Linked DNA regions of Homo sapiens: region 1 is linked to region 2. Evidence: read pairs that join two places in POLR2A ChIA-PET (ENCODE). Cell type or tissue: HepG2. All regions are shown on one strand. Links, peaks and the distances in the headings refer to the core of each region. The heading gives the core; the rest is flanking DNA.

The links. ChIA-PET counts read pairs that join two places held together with the same protein. Peaks named below come from ENCODE experiments on the same cell type or tissue, not always from the same donor. Only the 100,000 strongest peaks of a DNase experiment are listed, where the experiment ranks them.
Region 1: POLR2A ChIA-PET joins it to region 2 with 5 read pairs; 2 of 35 experiments call an interaction of 5 or more read pairs at or near these places.

What each region holds. Positions count from the first base shown.
Region 1 is chr12:110,075,852-110,086,185 of GRCh38, reverse strand. LOC105369976 (a long non-coding RNA gene) reads left to right here. Exons shown (of 3, transcript XR_945334.2): 3 at 3,373-3,489. Among named protein-coding and RNA genes, the nearest start is that of C12orf76, 32 kb to the right of the region's middle. RefSeq lists enhancers at 6,320-6,449, 6,590-6,669 and a cis regulatory region at 5,931-6,761. In HepG2, for the core only: no CTCF peak of the experiment used is centred there; a DNase peak (open chromatin) is centred at 6,325.
Region 2 is chr12:110,244,782-110,255,115 of GRCh38, reverse strand. No RefSeq gene overlaps it. Among named protein-coding and RNA genes, the nearest start is that of ATP2A2, 31 kb to the left of the region's middle. In HepG2, for the core only: no CTCF peak of the experiment used is centred there; DNase peaks (open chromatin) are centred at 5,075, 7,315 and 7,645; H3K4me3 peaks cover 1,604 bases.

The DNA.
Region 1 (10,334 bases), core at 3,558-8,557, 170 kb after region 2:
TTCCTACTGCCATACTGGTGACTTTAATGACCTAGGACCTGGCCGAACTCCTGGCCCCTCAGCTCCTGTCCCTTCTTATTCCAATGACCTTCACCTCCACTCTGCTTTAGCCACCATTTCCCTGGACCATGTCCTGGACCTTGGTTTCTCCTGGAAAAAATCTTCCTCTAAAGTCTCACATTTCTCTGATCACAGGCTTGCACCTTCTGTTCTTTTGGTCATTCCAGCTTAGCAGTTCTTTGAACTACAGAATCCCTTGGCCCTTCCACTTTCTCCCTCTCAGGACCCTCCTTCCTCCAATTCCTTTCCCATCCAGCCTAGATTCCATGATCTTTGCTATATCCAGGCATGGATGTTGTGAACGACTCCCCGACATCCATTCCAACCCAGATGGTTGGTCCAAGCAGGTCATGGTCATTCCCTGTCTTTTGTCAGGAGAGGAACAGGCGTGTGACTCACTTCTAGCACTAGAGGGTAGAGTGAGGTGGGACGAAAGGGACTCTGGGAAAGATTTTCCCATGAAAGAGACAAAAGAATTGATTATCTTTCTTTCTGAGGACGAACCCAACAACAAGGGTGGCAGTACAGAGAGAAAGAAAGAACCCAGATCCTTGACTATGTTGTCAAGCCACTAAATCAACACACTCTGAAGCTTATCTTGCCCCAGGATATCCTAGTACATGAAATAACCATTTATTTCATATTTAAGCCAGCTTGAGTCAGGCATTCTGCTACTTTCACACAAAAGCACCCTAAATAACATAATTTGCAACTTGTGGCAAAAGCCCAGTCCTGGATCAATGTAAATTTCCTTCCATGATGTTTATACCTGTTCTGGTTAGACTGGTGGAGAAGACAACAGGTCCTCAGTCCTCCAGAAACCTCAGACGTCTCTCTACCCTCCACCATTAGGAGAGCCTTAGTTTTCCTCATCTATCTCCAGCCTTTGTTTAGGGTTGCAGAAGACCTGGGTTGTTATGTAAAATGGCCAGCTATCTTGACTAGGAAACAGGTATTTTTTGAATTTCCCAAGGATAGCATGGGTATTCAGCTTGGGTAGAGAGGAATAGAGGGGAGATCTTGAGGTTTAAATAAACCCAGCATTTATAAGAAGGTAGGGTAGGTATATCCAGATTAAGCTGAGTGAACCAAGTCATTCCCAGTGGCTGAGTTGAGTCAGGGGACAAAGAAAAGCTTTCTGCTCTATGTTGTGGCCTGACAGGGGATGCAAGTCCCAGGAAAGGGTGATCTATGGGCAGAGCAACAGAATCAGCCTTTTGCTGCTGTATCTTGGGCCTGGCTAGTTACAGTCCCAGTAACACATGTTGACACCATAACAAACAGTAGACACCAATGATGACATACCTTAAAATTATGTGAACCACTTGGCAAGTCCTGGTGGGTTGCTGGGTGTGGAGGTGGAAGGCCGTTCCTGTTGGTGGGAAGGCCCCAGGTTGCTCCCATAATCTGTCACTTAGACTGCTGGCAATAACAAATTCATGGTCTCTAATTCTTACCACCACCCGGGAATTCCTGTTTTCCCTGTTGGCGCTCTCCTCCCGTTCACCATAGCAACTATTTTGAATCTTCTTGACACTCATCCCACTTCCCACCCTCTTGCCTTTCCTCTCATTCTCATCAGACAACTCTGCCTCCTATTTCTTTTTCTATTCTTTCCCTCCTTCCTTCCATCCTTCCTTCCTTCCTTTCCTTCCTTCCTTCTTTTTCTTTCTTTCTCTCTTTCTTTTTCTTTTTTTTTTTTTGAGACAGGGTCTTACTCTGTTGCCCAGACTGGGGTGAAGTGGTACAATCATGGCTTACTGCAGTCTTGACCTCCTGAGTTCAAGGTGATCCTCCTACCTCAGCCTCCCAAGTGGCTGGGACTACCCTGCCTCCTATTTCAATATTTGTGTTGAACTCAGGAGTTTGAGACCAGCCTGGCCAACATGGTGAAACCCTGTCTCTACTAAAAAAAATACAAAAATTAGCTGGGGGTGGTGGTGCACGCCTGTAATCCCAGCTACTAAGGAGGCTGAGGCAGGAGAATCCTTTGAACCCAGGAGGTGGAGGTTGCAGTGACCCAAGATCTTGCCACTGCACTCCAGACTGAGCGACAGAGCAAGACTCCATCTCATGGCTCACACCTGTAATCCCAGCACTTTGGGAGGCCGAGGCGGGTGGATCACTTGAGGTCAAGAATTCAAGGCCAGCCTGGCCAACATGGTGAAACCCCATCTCTACTAAAAATACAAAAGTAGCTGAATATGTTGGCACATGCCAATAATCCCAGCTACTTGGGAAGCTGAGGCAGAAGAATTGCTTGAACCCGGGAGGTAGAGGTTGCAGTAAGCCGAGATCGCACCACTGCACTCCAGCCTGGGCAACAAGAGCGAAACTGTGTCTCCAAAAAAAAAAAAAAGAAAAAGGAAAAGAAAATATTTTTTATTTTTATTTTGCTATGTTGTCCAGGCTGGTCTCAAAATCCTGGCCTCAAGTGATCCTCCCACCTCCGCCTCCCAAGTAGCTGGGACTATGGGCGTGAGCACAAGACTTCACACAAAATAGATGCCATCTATCTGATTGGGACTACCCTTACCTTACTTGCTTATTTGCAACTAAACTCACCTTTTCTTCTATCCCACAGATGTTGTAGCACTGTCCAGTTGAACTTTCTACAATGGTAGGCAAGTTCTGTATGTCTTTGCTGTTCAATATGGTAGCCATTAGCTACATGTGGCTATTGAAATACGGCTTGTACAACTGAAGAAGTGAATTTTAAATTTTATTTCATTTTAATTAATTTAAATTGAAGTAGCCACATGGGGTGAGTAGCCACCCTATTAGGCAGCACCAGTTTAGCATAACTAAAAGAAAAACATTTTTAGATACCAAGGCACGGGGGTTTCTGCTAACCCTCTGACATCACTAGGCAATAGACTCTTGATCAACTTATTTTAAGAATTCTGGGCCAGGCACAGTGGCTCATGACTATAATCCCAGCATTTTGGGAGGCCGAGGCAGGGGGATCACCTGAGGTCGGGAGTTCGAGACCAGCCTGACCAACAGGGAGAAACCTCATCTCTACTAAAAATACAAAATTAGCCAGGCGTGGTGGCGCATTCCTATAATCCCAGCTACTTGAGAGGCTGAGGCAGGAGAATCACTTGAACCCAGGAGGCGGGGGTTGCAGTGAGCTGAGACATTGCACTCCACTCCCATGGGCAACAAGAACGAAACTCGGTCTGAAAAGAAAAAGCATTCTGAATTAGGTGATGAGAAGGAAGCAAGAGAGAGTTAAAAAGGCACATTCACTGAGAAATAGCCCTGGAGAAATATAGAGGAAAATAATATTGCTTTGACATGTTGTTTTAGTCATGGCAGTTATCAAGAAAGAAACCACAGTGAACCACGGCTGGAACATTGCACACCCGACAGAGAAGAAAAGCCTTGGCCAGGCACGGTGGCTCACGCCTGTAATCCCAGCACTTTGGGCGGATCACGAGGTCAGGAGATCGAGACCATCCTAGCTAACACGGTGAAACCCCGTCTCTACTAAAAATACAAAAAAATTAGCCAGGCATGGTGGCGGGCGCCTGTAGTCCCAGCTACTTAGGAGGCTGAGGCAGGAGAATGGCGTGAACCTGGGAGGCAGAGCTTGTAGTGAGCCAAGACTGTGCCACTGCACTCCAGCCTGGGCGACAGAGCGAGACTCCATCTCAAGAAAAAAAAGAAAAAAAGAAGAAAAGCCTTGTATCGTGGCTGTAAAGCCCCGCTGGTACGGACATGTTCACAGAGTCTGTGGGAAGAAGTATGGAACACCAGCCAGGTAGAGGAGAGTGAGGTGTCATCATCAGTTGAGTAATTTCAAAGGGTGTCCAGTTATCTTTGTTTGCATTTTCTATCTTTAATGCAAAATGTGTGCAATACAAATAGAATGGTAACTTGCATGTCCCATTTTGTGTAGCTGATTTTGCTCACTTTTGGAGACTCTTGTTGGGGCAGTCCTGGAGAAATAGCTGAGAGAGCAAAACAGCTGAATATTCATTATTTTCTTAAGTGGTCGATAACTGCAAAAGCTCTATGTCATTTCTTAAACAGTTTCTTTCAGTCTCTTTACCTCTAGGTATGCTAGTTTACAAGGACTCTAGATGCCCTGGGAGCTTCAAAATGTTTCACCAATTATCAGAGGAAGGTAAGGCCTGCTGGAAACCAGAGCAAACCAGAATCAGGGACTCCTTGTTATCTTTAGATCATTAACTTATTATTATAATACTAAAATCCCCACCCATAGAAGAAAATTACTATTTTCTGACCATGCATCGTATGAAGACACATGTTTATGGTTTGTGCCTGCGCATCTAAAGTTCCTCCCTGCACAGACTTACAAACCTTTCCACCCCATATCTAACTCTTTAAAATTCTCCAGCTTTCCACAGCTTGGGGAGGAGGAGGTGTTTCTGGAGTGAGAGGTCACTCCTTCTCCTTCTCTGGCCAGAGAATAAATCCAGCTGGCCTTTTTTTTTTTTCCAATTTTGGTGTTCTTTCTTTGCAAGTGATATAAAATAAGGAAAGGACTCAGTTTACCTATGACAGTTCTATCACTTTATATTTTGAAAAGTTACACATCTTTTCAAATCTGTAAAGTTTGAGTACATTTTCCTCTCCCTCGGACCTCCCCTAAATGAGTAGCCAATTGTTTAAAGATCCTATCTGGAGGAATTTATTTCTCCCTTGATTTAAATGTTTTTATCACACACTAAGTTCCTACTTTTTTTTTTTTTTTTTTTTTTTTTTTTTTGCATACAGAGTCTCACTCTGTTGCCCAGGCTGGAGTGCAGTGGCATGAACATGGCTCACTGCAGCCTTGACCTTCCGGGCTCAAGCGATCCTCCCACCTCAGCCTCCCGAGTGGTTGAGACCACAGGCGTGCACCACCACTGGCTGATTTATTTTTATATCTTGTAGAGACAGGGCCTCCCTCTGTTGCCCAGGATGATCTTGAACTCCTGGGCTCAAGCAATCCTGCTGCTTTGGCTGCCCAAAGTGCTGGGATTACAGGTGTGAGCCACCACACCCGGGTTCCACCTATCTTCGTGTTTAATACTTGACTCCATTCTGTTCCAGTAATTTATCTGTCAGGTCCCTTACTAGAGCGGCTTTAATTTCACAGCTTTACCATCGCTCTTAATATCTCCTTGGCCACCGGCTTACTTGTGAAGTGTTCATCCCGTGGCCTCTGGATACTCACTGTCTCCTGGTCTTCCTCTCCTCCCTAGTGCCTCAGCTTAGTCTCCTTGATGTTGGTGTCCTTTAAGGAGCTGTCTTCAGTCCCCCTCCATGTCACTGTACCCTTTCCCTGGGCAGGACCCTGTCTCCACTCTTGCCCTTTCTGCCCATTTTCCAGGGTGCAGCCAGAGTGCTCTGAGTTGCAAATGAGATCATGCCACACCCTTGTTTATAAACCCACTTATTGCTCTCAGGGAAAATTCCAGACAGACTCCTTAACACCAGCACATAACGGCTGGACGAGGTTCAGGTGAATGTAGTTTGTTGGGAGGTGACCCAGGAAGAGGCATGGGGAAGGGAGGCAGGGAAGGGAAGGCAATCGACACAGGAAGCACTAAAGAGCAGGTCACGACCAGGCATGGTGGCTCACGCCTGTAATTCCAGCACTTTGGGAGGCTGAGGTGGTTGGATCACTTGAGGTCAGGAGTTCGTGACCAGCCTGGCCAACATAGTGAAACCTTGTCTCTACTAAAAATACAAAAATTAGCCGGGCGTGGTGGAGGGCGCCTGTAATCCCCACCTACTCGGGGAGGCTGAGGCAGAAGAATCGTTTGAACCCGAGAGGGGAAGGTTGCAGTGAGCCGATGTGGCGCCGCTGCACTGCAACCGGGGCAACAGAGCGAGACTCCATCTCGGGGGTGGGAGCGGAGGGGGGTGGAATTAAAAAAGGAAGGGCAGGTCATCGCTGTGGGCATCTGGGCTCTGTCCCACTAGGGTCCCCTGGAGACTGCCTAGACCTGCCTCAGTGCTGTCCCACCTGAGGGAATTGGGGTATTTAATCAGCAGTCCCCTAGCCTCTATTCTCTGAGAGCTCTCTCTCTTCTTTCTCTCTCTCTCTCTCTCGCTCCTTCCTTTTCTTCTTCCTCCTTTCTCCCTGTCTTCTCCCTTCATGGACGTCAGCGCTTGACGCCATGTTTGTTTGTGGCCCCGCCCACAGCCATAGCTGATTGGACTAGGGATAAATAACTAGGCCAATCATTCCCCTTGAATTCCGGAACTGGATAGTGGATCTGGGCTTGCACTCGAACTGTGGACACCTAACCTTGAAGGCAGTGTTGGACCACGTGCCCTGGGAGAAACAGAGGAATCCATTGTTTACAGAGACTCACAATGGGCGCACAGAGAGACAAACAGAGGCGGGCCCACGCAGTTTCAAACTGAAAGAGCAACTTCAGCTCAGGACAGTTTAGTTTCTGATTCTATTAATAGGTTCTCATGAGGTTGGGCCACATTTCCTGCACTTGAGCTCTGTGAGATAAGTGTTTCCTCAGAAAAACCTCCCTTTTCTGCTGAAGAATGTCACCTGATTTTCTGTAAATTGTAAACACATACACACACATGACTAAGAAATCCACCATTCAATCCCCAATCCCCATTTCTTCACACGTGGCTTCCTACTTCACAAAGAAACAGAGACCACCATTCTCAACATCCCACTTAGTCTATCAAAATCTTTGAATGGCTCAAATGGTTCCATCTTCTCTACATCCTTGCAACACACACACATTTTCCCATGACTCCATTAAAGACCATTCTTACCTCTCTTTCTTTATTTTTTTAGACGGAGTCTCGCTCTGTCACCCAGGCTGGAGTGCAGTGGCGCGATCTCGGCTCAGTGCAACTTTCACCTCCTAGGTTCAAGTGATTCTTCTATCACCCTTCCGAGTAGCTGGGGTTACAGGCGGGCGCCATCACACCCAGCTAATTTTTGTATTTTTAGTAGAGACAGGTTTTGCCATGTTGGCCAGGCTGTTCTTGAACTCCTGATCTCAGGTGATCCACTCGCCTCGGCCTCCCAAAGTGCTGGGATTACAGGCATGAGCCACAGCACCCGGCCTCTTACCTCTTTTTCCTCCTAGCCAAGACTATAGAAGAAATAGTCCATGCCTGTCTCCACTCTCTCCTCTCATTAGTCCTTACTTGCACTGTTTTGTGGGAAAGCGTTTCATTTTGAAGATGTGACTTGAAGTGTCTGTGGGTTATATAGGTTCATAGATTCATAGACTATGCACAGAATTCAGATATGGTCTGGAGATACAGATTTAGCGTTCAGTGATTTAAAAAGTAATGAACGCAGGCCGGGTGCAGTGGCTTACCTGAGGTCGGGAGTTTGAGACCAGCCTGACCAACATGGAGAAACCCTGTCTCTACTAAAAATACAAAAAATTAGCCGGGCATGGTGGCGCATGCCTGTAATCCCAACTACTCGGGAGTCTGAGGCAGGAGAATCGCTTGAACCCGGGAGGCAGAGGTTGCGGTGAGCCTAGATCGCGCCATGGCACTCCAGCCTGGGCAACAAGAGTGAAACTGTCTCAAAAAAAAAAAAAGTAATGAACGCATATGGTAGAAAAAATTCAGATACAAGCAGGGTGATAAATAAATCGTCAAACACCGACTAATTCCCCCAGCCTCAGCTCGCTTCCCAGAGACCACCTTGTATAGCCTTCCAGATGTGCTAGCTTCATGGGCATGGGACCTGTGCAGTCATATAGGGACCCACACTTAGAAGGAATCTGAATTTGTTTAATGCTTTGCTGTCACCATTTTGAAATGTTTAACTTTTAAATAACGGACTTCACATTTTCATTTTGCACTGGGCCTTGCAAATTATATAGTAGATCCTGTTTCCAGTTATATTCCATGCATAATTAAACATATAATATACATATATACCCCCTCCTCCCACCTGCTTCGCATTTAGCATTTGATTATTCTTAAAACAATGTGTGTGGATGAAATTTCCCAGGGAGAAGATGCAATAGTCATTAGCGCTGTTCACCAAATATTTCTGCTTCTGCAGTTTCTGGATACATGGGGGATATATGCGGGAACTGCATTTCCTGGTTCCCTAGTGGTTGGGTAGGACTAAGTGATTAGTTTTGACCAATGAGTAATGAGTAGAAGTGAGTGCATTTCTAGGTCAGAGCTTTTTTTTTTTTTTTTTTTTTTTGGTAACTTTATATTCTTTCCATCACGAGGTCAGAACATTTAATTGCTACTGTGAGACTCTCCATAGTTCTCATTAAAGAGTTCAAGACAGTGGCTGTTCCGTTAGCCTTGATCTCTGAGTGACTACAGAGAGTAGAGCCTTCTGGGAGATCCATGATGGACATGTAGTGTGGGTGAGAATTAAATCATCACTGTTATAAGCCATGAGACTCTGAGAGAGCTTTCTTATTTGAGCATAACCTGTCCTATCCAGATAGGAACATAAAAAGTGCTGAGAGACAATTTGTTGGAACTGAAATTTACAGGGAGAAGAGAGCCAGAGAAAGTTAAGACAAAGGTCGGACGCAGTGGCTCATGCCTGTAATCCCAGTACTTTGGGAGGCTGAGGCAGGAGGATCACTTGAGGCCAGGAGTTTGAGACCAGCCTGGGTAACATAGCAATACCCTATCTCTACAAAATTAAAAAAAAATGGCCAGGCTTGGTGGCATGTGCCTGTGGTCCCAGCTATTCAGGAGGCTGTGGCAGAAGGATCGCTGGAGCCCAGAAGTTTGAGGCGGCAGTGAACTATGATCATGCCACTGCGCTCCAGCCTGGGTGACAGAGCAAGACCCAGTCTCTAAAATAAATAAATTAAATTATTTTTAAAAAAGAAAGATAAGATAAAGAGTCATAGAGGTACAAATGAGAAACCAGGAGAACATGGGACCCAGGAGAGTCATGGAAACCAAGGGAAAAAACTGCTCCAAGAAGCAGAAAGTGGTCAGTGGTGTTGAATGCATCCAAGAGATAAAGTAAAATAAGGACTAAAATATATCAACAAAGTCTGGCTACTGAGAAGTCTTTGGTAACCTCATTGAGAACAGAATCCATGGAGTGGTGGAGGTGGCAATGGTGAAATAGAGGACAAGGGCTGAAGGAGTAGAGAGGGGAGAGCGTGAGGGATCAGTGCAAGAGCTCAGCAGAAAAACAAATAGGCCAGGCGCAGTGGCTCACACCTGTAATCCCAGCACTTTGGTAGGCCGAGGTGGGCGGATCGTTTGAGGCCAGGAGTTTGAGACCAGCCTGGCCAACATGGTGAAACATTGTCTCTACTAAAAACACAAAAATTATCCGGGCATGCTGGTGTGTGCCTGTAATCTCAGCTGCTTGGGAGGCTGGGGTAGGAGAATCTCTTGAACCCAGGAGGCAGAGATGGCAGTAAGCTGAGATCATGCCACTGCACTCCAGCCTGGGCGACAGAATGAGACTCCGTCACAAACAAACAAGCAAAAGAAAGACAAGAAAATAGATGTCTTAGAGTGGTAGCAAGAGCAACACTGAAGTGATTTGCCTATTCTGGACATTTCCTATAAATAGAGTCATAAAAGAAGTATCCTGGTCAGGCATGGTGGCTCACGCCTGTAATTCCAGCACTTTGGGAGGCCGAGGAGGGCAGATCACGAGGTCAAGAGATTGAGACCATCCTGGCCAACATGGTGAAGCCCCGTTTCTACTAAAAATACAGAAATTAGCTGGGTGTGGAGATGCACGCCTGTAGTCCTAGCTACTCAGGAGGCTGAGGGAGGAGAATCACTTGAACCCGGGAGGTGGAGGTTGCAGTGAGCTGAGATTGCGCCACTACACTCCAGCCTGGCGACAGAGTGAGACTCCATCTCAAAAAAAAAAAAAAAAAAAAAGGTGTCCTTTTGCATTTGGCTTATTTCACTTAGTGTAATGTTTTAAAGGCTCATCCATGTTGAAGCATGGGTCAGTGCTTCATTACTTTTTAAGGATGAATAATATTCCCTTTTATGGACAGACACCCTTTTGTGGATTCATTTGTCAGTGGATGGACATTTGACTTGTCTGCCTGTCCGCTGCTATATCCACTATTCCTGGTGCTCTTGGGAATGAATGAATGAATAAGTGAATGAATAAAATGAACAGAGCTGTCCAAGGTCACAGAGCAGGTAAGATGTGAAACCAGGATTGGAAGTCAGGCCATTAGTTCCCTACAGCCAATGTTCTTTTTTTTTTTTTTTTTTTTTTTTTTAGAGGGAGTTTTGCTGTTGCCCTGGCTGGAGTGCAGTGGCATGATGTCGGCTCACTGCAACCTCTG
Region 2 (10,334 bases), core at 2,768-7,767:
AAGGCCGGGCGTGGTGGTTCATGCCTGTAATCCTAGCACTTTGGGAGGCTGAGGTGGGCAGATTGCTTGAGGCCAGGAGTTCAATACCACCCTGGGCAACATGGCAAAACCCTGTCTCTGCAAAAAAATACAAAAATTATCTGGGTGTAGTGGTGTGTGTCTGTGGTCCCAGCTACTCGGGAGGCTGAGGCAGGAGGATCACTTGAACCCAGGAGGTTGAGGCTCCAATGAGCTGTGACCATGCCACTACACTTGACCCTGTCTCAAAACCAAAAAAAAAAAAGACTAGATAAATATGAGCAATGATTATTTAATAATGGACATGTGGCCGGGCATGGTGACTCACGCCTGTAATCCCGGCACTTTGGGAAGCCAAGGCAGGTGGATCACCTGAGGTCAGCAGTTCGACACCAGTCTGGCCAACATGGTGAAACCGTCTCTACTAAAAAATATAAAAATTAGCTGGGCGTGGTGGTGGATGCCTGTAATCCTAGCTACTTGGGAGGCTGAGGCAGGAGAATCACTTGAACCTGGGAGGCGGAGGTTGCAGTGACCTGAGATTGCGCCAGTGCACTCTAGTTGGGCGACAAGAGCGAAACTCCATCTCAAAAGAAAAAAAAAGAAAGAAAGAAAAGGACATGTATAATTTTTTATAATGAAAAAAATTCCAGTTCATGCTTTCTTTTTTTTTTTTTTTTTTTTTTTTTGAGACAGAGTCTCACTCAGTCACCCAGGCCGGAGTGCAGTGGCATGATCTCGGCTCACTGCAACCTCCACCTCCCCAGTTCAAGTGATTCTTGTGCCTCAGCCTCCCAAGTAGGTGGAATTAAAGGCATGTGCCACCACACCCAGGTAATTTTTTTTTTTGAGACAGAGTCTCATTTTGTTGCCCAGGCTGGAGTGCAGTGCCACAGTCTTGGCTCACTGCAACTCTGCCTCTTAGGTATAAGCAATTCTCCTGCCTCAGCCTACCAAGTAGCTGGAACTACAGGCACATGCCACCATGCCTGGCTAATTTTTTTGGTTTTTTTTTGAGACGAGTCTCGCTCTGTCACCCAGGCTGGAGTGCGGTGGCGCAATCTCAGCTCACTGCAAGCTCCGCCTCCCGGGTTCATGCCATTCTCCTGCCTCAGCCTCCTGAGTAGCTGGAACTACAGGCGCCTGCCACCACGCCTGGCTAATTTTTTGTATTTTTAGTAGAGATGGGGTTTCGCTATGTTGTCCAGGCTGGTCTTGAACTCCTGACCTCAGGTGATCCGCCCGCCTTGGCCTCCCAAAGTGCTGGGATTACAAAGATGAGCTACTGTGCCCAGCCCTTGTAATTCATGCGATTTTAAAATAACATTTCAGAAGAATTTTTGATGAACTGGAACACAAAAATAATAAATAGAAAAGCAAGATACAAACAATATGTGTGCATATAACCCCATCTTCCAACCTACACACATATGCATAAAGATATGTGTGCATTTCAAAAACAAAGAGATTGTTTTGCCCCAAATACTACCAGTAGTTAAACTGTAGATTATGAATGATTCTTCTCCTTTATTCTTTAATGTATTTTCAAAGATTTCTAAAATAAGCACTCTTCTGGTTTTTCAAAAGTGAAACTTTAAAAAAGATCTAGAATCTGCTGTCGGGAGAACACACAGAGGGAAACTGTGACCTCCAGACGTCAGCAGCCCGGCTGCTGGTGTCATGCTCCACAGAAAGCCGAGTCACCCCTTTGGGGCCAGGGTGTCCTGTGAAATATATAGACCAGGGTCAGGCCAGCTCACGAGGCCCAGTGGCCTCGGCAGACCTTTCCGGGGAGTGGGCACTCTGCCACCCCGGCCCATATCTTAATGAGATAATGTATGTGAAAGCACTTTGCCAAAGAGAAAACTCTATCCAGATAGGTGATTGCACGGCTTATTCTGGAGAAAGTAGGCTCTCAGAGCACATTCTATTAAGGAATTTCACACTCTATCTCCTCCTCCAAACTCTTCTCTTTTTCTCCCTCCCCTGAACAGAAATATATTTAGCAACCCTATCTAAATCCTCTTCTTTCCCTTAATTTGATTAAGGAGGAAGGGGAACAAGGGATGGAATGGGGGGTGAGGGGAGCGGGGTGGCTGAGCTGCCGGGAAAGATTAGAGGAGCTGCATGTGTATCTCCGGCCGAGCGATGGCTGAGTGTGGACAGGACGAGGGCCTCCTGGTACTTAGTGCAGAGGCACAGAGGACAGAGGGAGGGGACACAGTCAATCACGGAACACGCTTCTCTGGGAGAATGAGGACCAAATCAGGGAGGGTCCAGCTTCTGGGACTAACTTGGGGAATGGGAGCCATTTCCTATGGGAGGCACTGGATACTGAGTCTCCTCTGCTTTCCTGGCGCCTTGGGTCCTCAGAGCCTCAACAAGTGCCAGGAGGGCTGAGCGCGGTGGCTCACGCCTGTAATCCCAGCACTTTGGGAGGCCGAGGCAGGCAGATCACGAGGTCAGAAGATTGAGACCATCCTGGCTAACATGGTGAAACTCCGTCTCCACTAAAAATACAAAAAATTAGCCGGGCGTGGTGGCCGACGCCTGTAGTCCCAGCTACTCGGGAGGCTGAGGCAGGAGAATGGCGTGAACCCGGGAGGTGGAGCTTGCAGTGAGCCCAGATCCCACCACTGCACTCCAGCCTGGGTGACAGAGCAAGACTCTGTCTCAAAAAAAAAAAAAAAAAAAAAAAAAATCCCAGGAGGCTGCATGTGCTGAGCTCTTGCTATGTGTTTGGTACTTTCACATATTCACATAGATCAGTGAATGTATTCTTTCTTTTCTTTTTTCTTTTTTTTTTTTTGAGACAGGGTCTCACTCTGTTGCCCAGGCTGTAGTGTCACAATCACCGCTCAGCCTCCCAAGTAGCTGGGACCATAGGTACACACCATCACACTCAACTAATTTTTTTTTTTTTTTTAGTAGGGATGAGGTCTTGCTATGTTGCCCAGACTGGTTTTGAACTCCTGGACTCAAGCCCACCTTGGCTGCCCAAAGTGCTGAAATTACAGGTGTAGGCCACCACACTCGGCCGGAATTTATTCTTTTTTTTTTTTTTTTTTTGAGACAGAGTCTTGCTCTGTTGCTGAGGCTGGAGTGCAGAGGCACAATCTCGGCTCACTGCAACCCTCTGCCTCCTGGGTTCAAGCGATCCTCCTGCCTCAGCCTCCCGAGTAGCTGGGACTACAGGCACTCACTACCATGCCCAGCTAATTTTTGTACTTTTTTAGAGATGGGGTTTCACCATGTTGCCTAGGCTGCTCTCAAACTCCTGGGCTCAAGCGATCCCCCGCCTCAGCTCCTCAAAGTACTGGGACTACAGGTATGAGCCAATGCGCTCGGCCTGAATTTCTTCTTTTTTGTTTGTTTGTTTTGTTTTGTTTTGAGACAGGGTCTCGCTCTGTCACCCAGGCACTTTGGCTGGCCTGAGTTTATTCTTATGAAGTAATTTGTCTTTACCCACGAAGCTGATGCTGAGAGATTGTTTTGCCCAAAAGAATACAGTTGTTAATGTGTGGGGAAAACAGGATTGCAGTCCAGTTCTGCCTGATTCCACTGCTCTCCCTGGCAAATATTATCCTCCAGAGAAAATAACAGCAGCCAACGCTGACTTAGCCCTACTCGCCAGGCACTGCTATGTGCCTTAAAATATGGTATCTCATTAAATCCTCACAGCACCCCTATGAGGTAGATACTATTATTTTTACGTTTTTCAGATGGAGTCTCGCTCTGTTGCCCAGACTGGAGTGTAATGGCGCGATCTCGGCTCACTGCAACCTCTGCCTCCCGGGTTCAAGTGATTCTCCTGCCTCAGCCTCCAGAGTAGCTGGGATTAAAGGTGCGGGCCACCATGCCCAGCTAATTTTTGTATTTTTAGTAGAGACAGGGTTTCACCATGTTGGTCAGCCTGGTCTCGAACTCCTGACCTCGTGATCCAACCACCTCGGCCTCCCAAAGTGCTGGGATTACAGGCATAAGCCACCGCCCCCAGGCGAGGTAGATACTATTAATAACCCCATTTTACAGATGAGGAGCCTGAGGCATACAGTAAGCCATTTACATTACAGAGCTGGGAAATGGCAAGAGTAGGGACTTGGAGAGCCTGTGAGAGTGGAGAAATGTTGGGTATGAGGCATGCAAAATGAGCAGGCCCCTCTGTTTTATGTGTGTCTCTTCTGATGGTCTGGTTGCTCCGCAAGGACAGGGACCTTGTCTTGTTTATCCTGTATTGCCAACCCGAGCACAATGCCTGGAACAGAAGGAATGTTTGCTGCAAGAACTAGTGGTACCTGATAAACTTGGCTAAGCAATTGTCTCCACTGGGGGCCAACTTGGTGAGGATTAAGTGAGATTTATTTGTCTAGGGATTTCCAAGTCTAAAATGTCATGCTACTGGGCTTTGGAAAAGGCTCCATTGGCACTGGGGATCCCTGCAGGAGGCTTCAAAGGTGACCAGGACCTTGACAATGGGCAGGCCCAGGGAGATGCAGGGAGACGGCTCCAGCTCCCCTTGTGGGGTTGGATTCAGACCAAGGTGACAATGGGCGGGGGGGATCTGGCACACACTCCCCACTGTCCCCTTCCACAGGGACATCTCCAAACTCCAGGGGATAAAACAGTATAGGAGATGGAGGGAGTGAGCAGGTGGGTAGGAAGTGTGCCGCCCAGGCAGCTCATAGAGACAGGAGAGAGGGAAGGTGGGAGATTGGTGTTTGAATTAACAGGAACTCTAAGACTTTTCTAGAAGTAGATTTGAAAGAATAAAGGGCAGGAATTTGTTTTCTTTTAGAAAAGAGGACTCCTCCAGGAAGGGTCGTCCAGCTTCAGCAAAAGTCTCTCATTGACTAATAAGCCCCTCACTGCCTTGTAGTCTCCTATGCCTCAGGGTAAGGATTCAAGCTTCTCTCCCTTTTATACCCGGTGAGGAAGGCTACCAAGGGGCAGAGAACAGAAACAGCCACCAAGTTCCTGGGCCAAGTCCAGGGCTTCCTGGACTGTATTCAGAGAGCTGTGGCTTTTCTCTACCACTTGCAACAGCTCTTGGTGTCTTTATGTGAGCTGCTTATTAACCAGAGGATATCAGGACACTGGGAGGGCAGAGCTTGTGCTGGTTGCCAGTGAGAGTAATTCAGAAACACAGAGTGGGGCAGAGCTGATGTGTGCAGCCGATGTGACGGACAGAGGTGCCTGGCGGGGTGGAACAGGCTCTGGGCACCGTGCAGGAGCAGCATACTGGAGGGGCCTGTGGCCTATGGGGATGGCCAGGAAAGGCAGGGTCCCCTACCAACACTGCAGGCCACCCCCAGGACGAAGGCATGGCGAAGGGCACTGATGGCAACTGGAGGCCACCTGTTGGAATGGGACATGGCACTGGACCGACACTCCCTTCTCACAGTCACACATGGAGGGAGCCGTTTCCACCTTATGGAAACTCCTCTATCATCCTCCTTTTCCAAAGAGACTGCTTTTCCAGAAAAGGCCCTGAGTAAAAGATTCAAATCCCAGACATCCTCTTCCCTCTCTTCCATAAGCTGCTGATGATAGTCCCCGTCTACAGAGTCAGTGTTGATGGGCTTCACCTGCCAGCTGACCCCTCAGGGTCAAACCAAGGAAGCAGAACACCCATGGGCCCTGAGATGGTTCCTGACACCAGGCCACAGAGCAGCTTCCTGCTGTGTCTAAAGAAACACGGATTAGCCATGCTTTGGCCGGGCTGCAGTGCTATGTGTCTTAGGTTTCAAGCTGGTACCAGCTGCACTGAGGGGAAATGGTTGGGGAAGTTCTCCCGTTTGGCTTCTTTCCACATGGAGGACGGCAAAAGGAAGAGGGAGCTTAGAGCTGCCATGCTGGTACTGATGCCTTAAAAATGATGATATAAACACAGCCACAGGAGTCAGCCTGTGAGTCCCTGATGGGGACCAGAGGAGAAATGTCCTGACTTACCCTTCAGCCCACACTCTGCAAACAGAAGTGACCCAGCCCTCATCTATCACCTCAAAAGCTAAACAACTTCCTCAGACAGCCCCATGGAATATAAATCAGGAGGGCCCTAGCTTCTAAGAAACCAGTACACAACTACAGCCCTCAGAAATACTCATCCTCATCTTCTTTCTTCCTCTCCTTTCAGAATAGGGTGCTAGCAAGTCTTATCTGCAGATGAGGCCAGGCAAGGTGGCTCATGTTTGTAGTCCCAGCACTTTGGGAGGCTGAGGTGGGTGGATCACTTGAGGCCAGGAGTTTGAGACCAGCCTGGTCAACATGGTGAAACCCTGTCTCCACTAAAACTACAAAAATTAGCCAGGCATGGTGGTGCACGCCTGTAATCGCAGCTACTCAGGAGGCTGAGCAAGGAGAATCGCTTGAACCTGGGAGGTGGAGTTTGTAGCGAGCTGAGATTGTGCCACTGCCCTCCAGCCTGGGCAACAGAGTGAGATTCCATCTCAAATGAATAAACAAACAAACAAACAAAATAACTGCAGATGAAGTAGGAGGTCACCTTAAGCATGTTACTCAAATTCTCTGAGCATGGGTCCTCATCTGTATCTATCTCATGGGTTTGAGGTGGGAGGTAAATGAGATCATTCATTCAGTTCTTAGTATAGTACTACCTTGATAAATATCATCATTTCAGCAGCTGAAGGCCATTCTCAGGTATAAAGAAGGAAAAACAACACTTCTATACTAATCCCAAACAAGAAGGCTATATGGGCCAGGGCTTCAGTGATTCATGATGTCCAAGCCTTCTTGCTCCTGCTCTCTCTCACGCCAAGTCTGTGCCAGACCTGGTTGCACTTGGCAACCTCAGCGCCTCCAACTTGTTTGAATTCTCACAGAGAATCCCAATGGGTACTCCGACCTGCTGGCGCAGAGACAAATTCAAACACACTGGGGTGGCAGTGAAATGTAGTATAAGAAATAGTCACAAGGAATGTTCAAGCTCTCAGAATGCCTGCAGAGCTGGGGTTTACACAGAGGGCCCCACTTTTCCAGACAGGCAGGGTAGCGAGCTTACAAATTATTTCCTTTCATGCATACTTTCACGATAGCATCATAACACATGCAATAAACACGTTTGGCTCCCTACTGAACAGGTACAGACACGACAGCTTTTCTGTTTTAAAGCTCCTGAATGCCAAAGCCTTCTCCGCTGCTCTGATGCCCCAAACTTCCCTGCCTGGGAATTGGATCTGGGGTAATGAGTGACCCAGCAGGCAGAGATGACAGATTCCTGCCTAATGTAGCAATGCTGGGACAACCTGGAGTATCTGGTGTGGCGGGCAGGCACAGGCAGGATGGGAGAGGCAGCCGTGAGTACACCAACCTTTGTCCCTGTTTGCTCTGGGAGAGGGCAGGCCCTGCCAATGCTGCTCTCCTCTCCTGGTGCCTCTGCCTGGGGCTCTTGGCTAGTCAAACCTCCCCGGGGACCTGAGACGACCTGACCCTGGTGGGTGGCAAGCCGAGACCTCTTCAGGCAGTCAAAGGGTGCTCTGGCACCTCTGACATGACACAGCAGGTGTGGGGCTTGGAGGCCTGCGTGCTCCTGCCCCCTGAGGAAGCCTCTTTCCTTCTGGCTCCTTCCCAGCTGAAAGCTTATCATTAACTAGCCGCCCAGAAAATGATGACCTACTCCAGGGCACTCCTTGGTTCAATCCACTACAGGGTCCGAGGGAAACACAGAATGACAGTGCAGAGCCTGAGCTGGGCAGTGTTGCGTGCCTTCCTCTTGCCAGCCTTTGTCCTCTGGGGCAGGGGAACACTCCTTTTTTAGCCTTGCTTACTGCCATATAAGTGGGTGTCTTGAGGAACCTGTGTGTTCTTTCTTCTGGCAAGGCTGCCCAGTTCTCTGGTTCCCCAGGTTAGGTACAAACAGGGTGACAGAGATACACGTCTGGTGGGGAGGTGGGGACACTCTGGCTCTTGCGTGAGAAATCCTCCTGCTTGCTCTCTCTCTCTCTCTCTTTTTTTCCTGGATGACACTGCTGGGGCTTGAAGCAGGTTGATCCTGAAAAGCAACTTTTCTTGAGAAAAGTCTGAGGGTTTTCTCTTTTCCTAGGAAGCTAGGCCCTGGCCCCCTGGCCCCTTCACCTTATGGAGGGCACTCCCTCTGCCAGGGCCCTCCCAGCTGGCAGAAGCGCTTACAAAGGTCAGAGAAAAGCATCCTTCCCTTTCACAAATAAACAAACCCAATCCATGTGCTGGAGGACTTAGAGTATATTAATAGCCAGATATTTTGTTTTCCTATTCTGGTGCTTATCCCCTTCCACTAGGATGAAAGATAAGAGAACACAAAATGTTCTCCATCAGCTACCCTTCTCCCCTCCCCCAGGGAGAGGCAAGCCAGGGGAGTGCGCTCTTCTGTTTAAAGCCATTCCTGATGGAGGAACCCTGAGAAAATAGACTTAAAAGTTTATATTCAGTCTCTCTTGGCTACTGTTGCTGCTCAGCAAAGAAACTCTATATTGTTTAAACCCTCCAGGCGAACGGGTTGCAAGGCAACCTTCAAACAATAGAAAATACCCCAAACTAAAAATAAAGGCATTAAGAGATGGAAAGCATGGTGGTGCTTTGGTGAAGTGATTCCAGAATTGGGGCAAGGGAGAAGGTCGTTGATCAGGCTGCTTGTGTGTGACATCAGCCCGTTTGCCTGCTCTCATCCTTATCAATTGAGTTTCTTATAATCCAGACATATGGGGTCCCGCTTCTTTTTATTTCTGGACTCTCAGTCCTCTCACTGGTCATCAACTGCTTTGGGCGGGAGGGTGTCAAAGGCCTGTAAGGTTGGGTGCCTCCTGTCCTCAGGAAACTTCCTAATCAATGCACTTATCCCACTGGCTCCCAGCTGACAAGGAACAGCACTTCCATTCCTGAGAAATCCTTAGAAACCCAAGGACAGACAGGGCTGGGGCCCAACTTAATCATAAGGTTCTTACAGGAAGAAGGCAGGAGGGTCAGAGTTGGGGAGGACACGTGAGGACAGAAACAGGCTGGAGCGACGGGCTTTGAAGACGAGGAAGAGGCCACAAGCCAAGGAATATGGGCAGCCCCTAGAAGCTGGGAAAGAAAAGGAAATGGCTTCTCCTCTAGAGCCTCCAGAAGGAACACGGCCAAGCCAGCACCTTGATTTTAGCCTTGTGAGACCCACTTTGCACTTCTGGCCTCCAGAAATGGAAGATCATGCATTCATGTTGTTTTAAGCTACTGGATTTGTGGTGATTTGTTACAACAGGAGATTAATACAATCATGAAAAGGAGAACCCGAGGAACTTTCATAAGGACAAGGAGTTGACAGTGAGTTCCTGGGCACTGCAGGCAGGTGACTGGGAAGCCTGGTGCTGCCCTGGCCCTGCCCTCAGTGACTGCTGCTCTCTGGCTGTGTGCTCTTTGCCACAGATGGAGGCCAGCAGGGGGCACTGAGCCAGCAGGGCTGCCTTTAAACAATCAAACACACATCAATACAAAGGCTGGGGCTTTGCCCACGGAGAGGGCAGGCTGATGGGTGTATTATCCAATAAGCAGACCTGAGCAGCGGGGACGTTTTCACCCATGACCCTTGGCCCACCCCAATCAGTGTCACTCAAAGAGAGATCAGACTGGAAGGGGAAACTGGAAGAAAGAAAAATACATCACCTCCACCCCCTACTCCAGGTTGCTGTCCAGCAATTACTGAAGATTCCCTTGGACTTCTCTGGAAGGAGACATGTAAGAGACTTCAAGGCAGGTTGTGAGCAAGTTTGCCTTCTCTCTGTCTATTCTCTGATTAAATGTCTTCTAAGGACATTTTCTTCTCTGGTATAAGAGAGCCTAGGAAATCCTACCTCAAAAAAAAAAAAAAAAGGTGAAGACCAATAATTTACTCTGTTCTCATGACATTTCTAGGAGACAAGAACCATCAGTCCCATTATATAATTTGGGACCCTGAATTACAGAGAGGGCAAGCAACATGGACATGGCCACACAGCCAACCAGAGCGATTCACTCAAAGCAAAACGCAGCTCTCCCGGCGCCTGCACTGGTACTGCCCTCTGTGTGCTCACGCTTAGTCTCAGGCTCTGGCTAACCGGGTCAGTAGGGCGTGGCCTCTGGGTAGGTGGTCCTAGTGGAATGCAGAGATAGAAAACCATTAAACCTGTCATCACAGGGCAAGCTACTGACGCCTCAGTGGGAAGATTTTCCAGACCAGAGCTCTGAATTGCTCTGGGGTGTGTGTGTCAGTTTGGAAGGTAATCAGGGGAGGAGGGAAGGTCCTAAATAACAGCCAAGTCAAGGTATTTGCACTCTACTTTGCATAAATAAACCCACAAAGAGCTTTC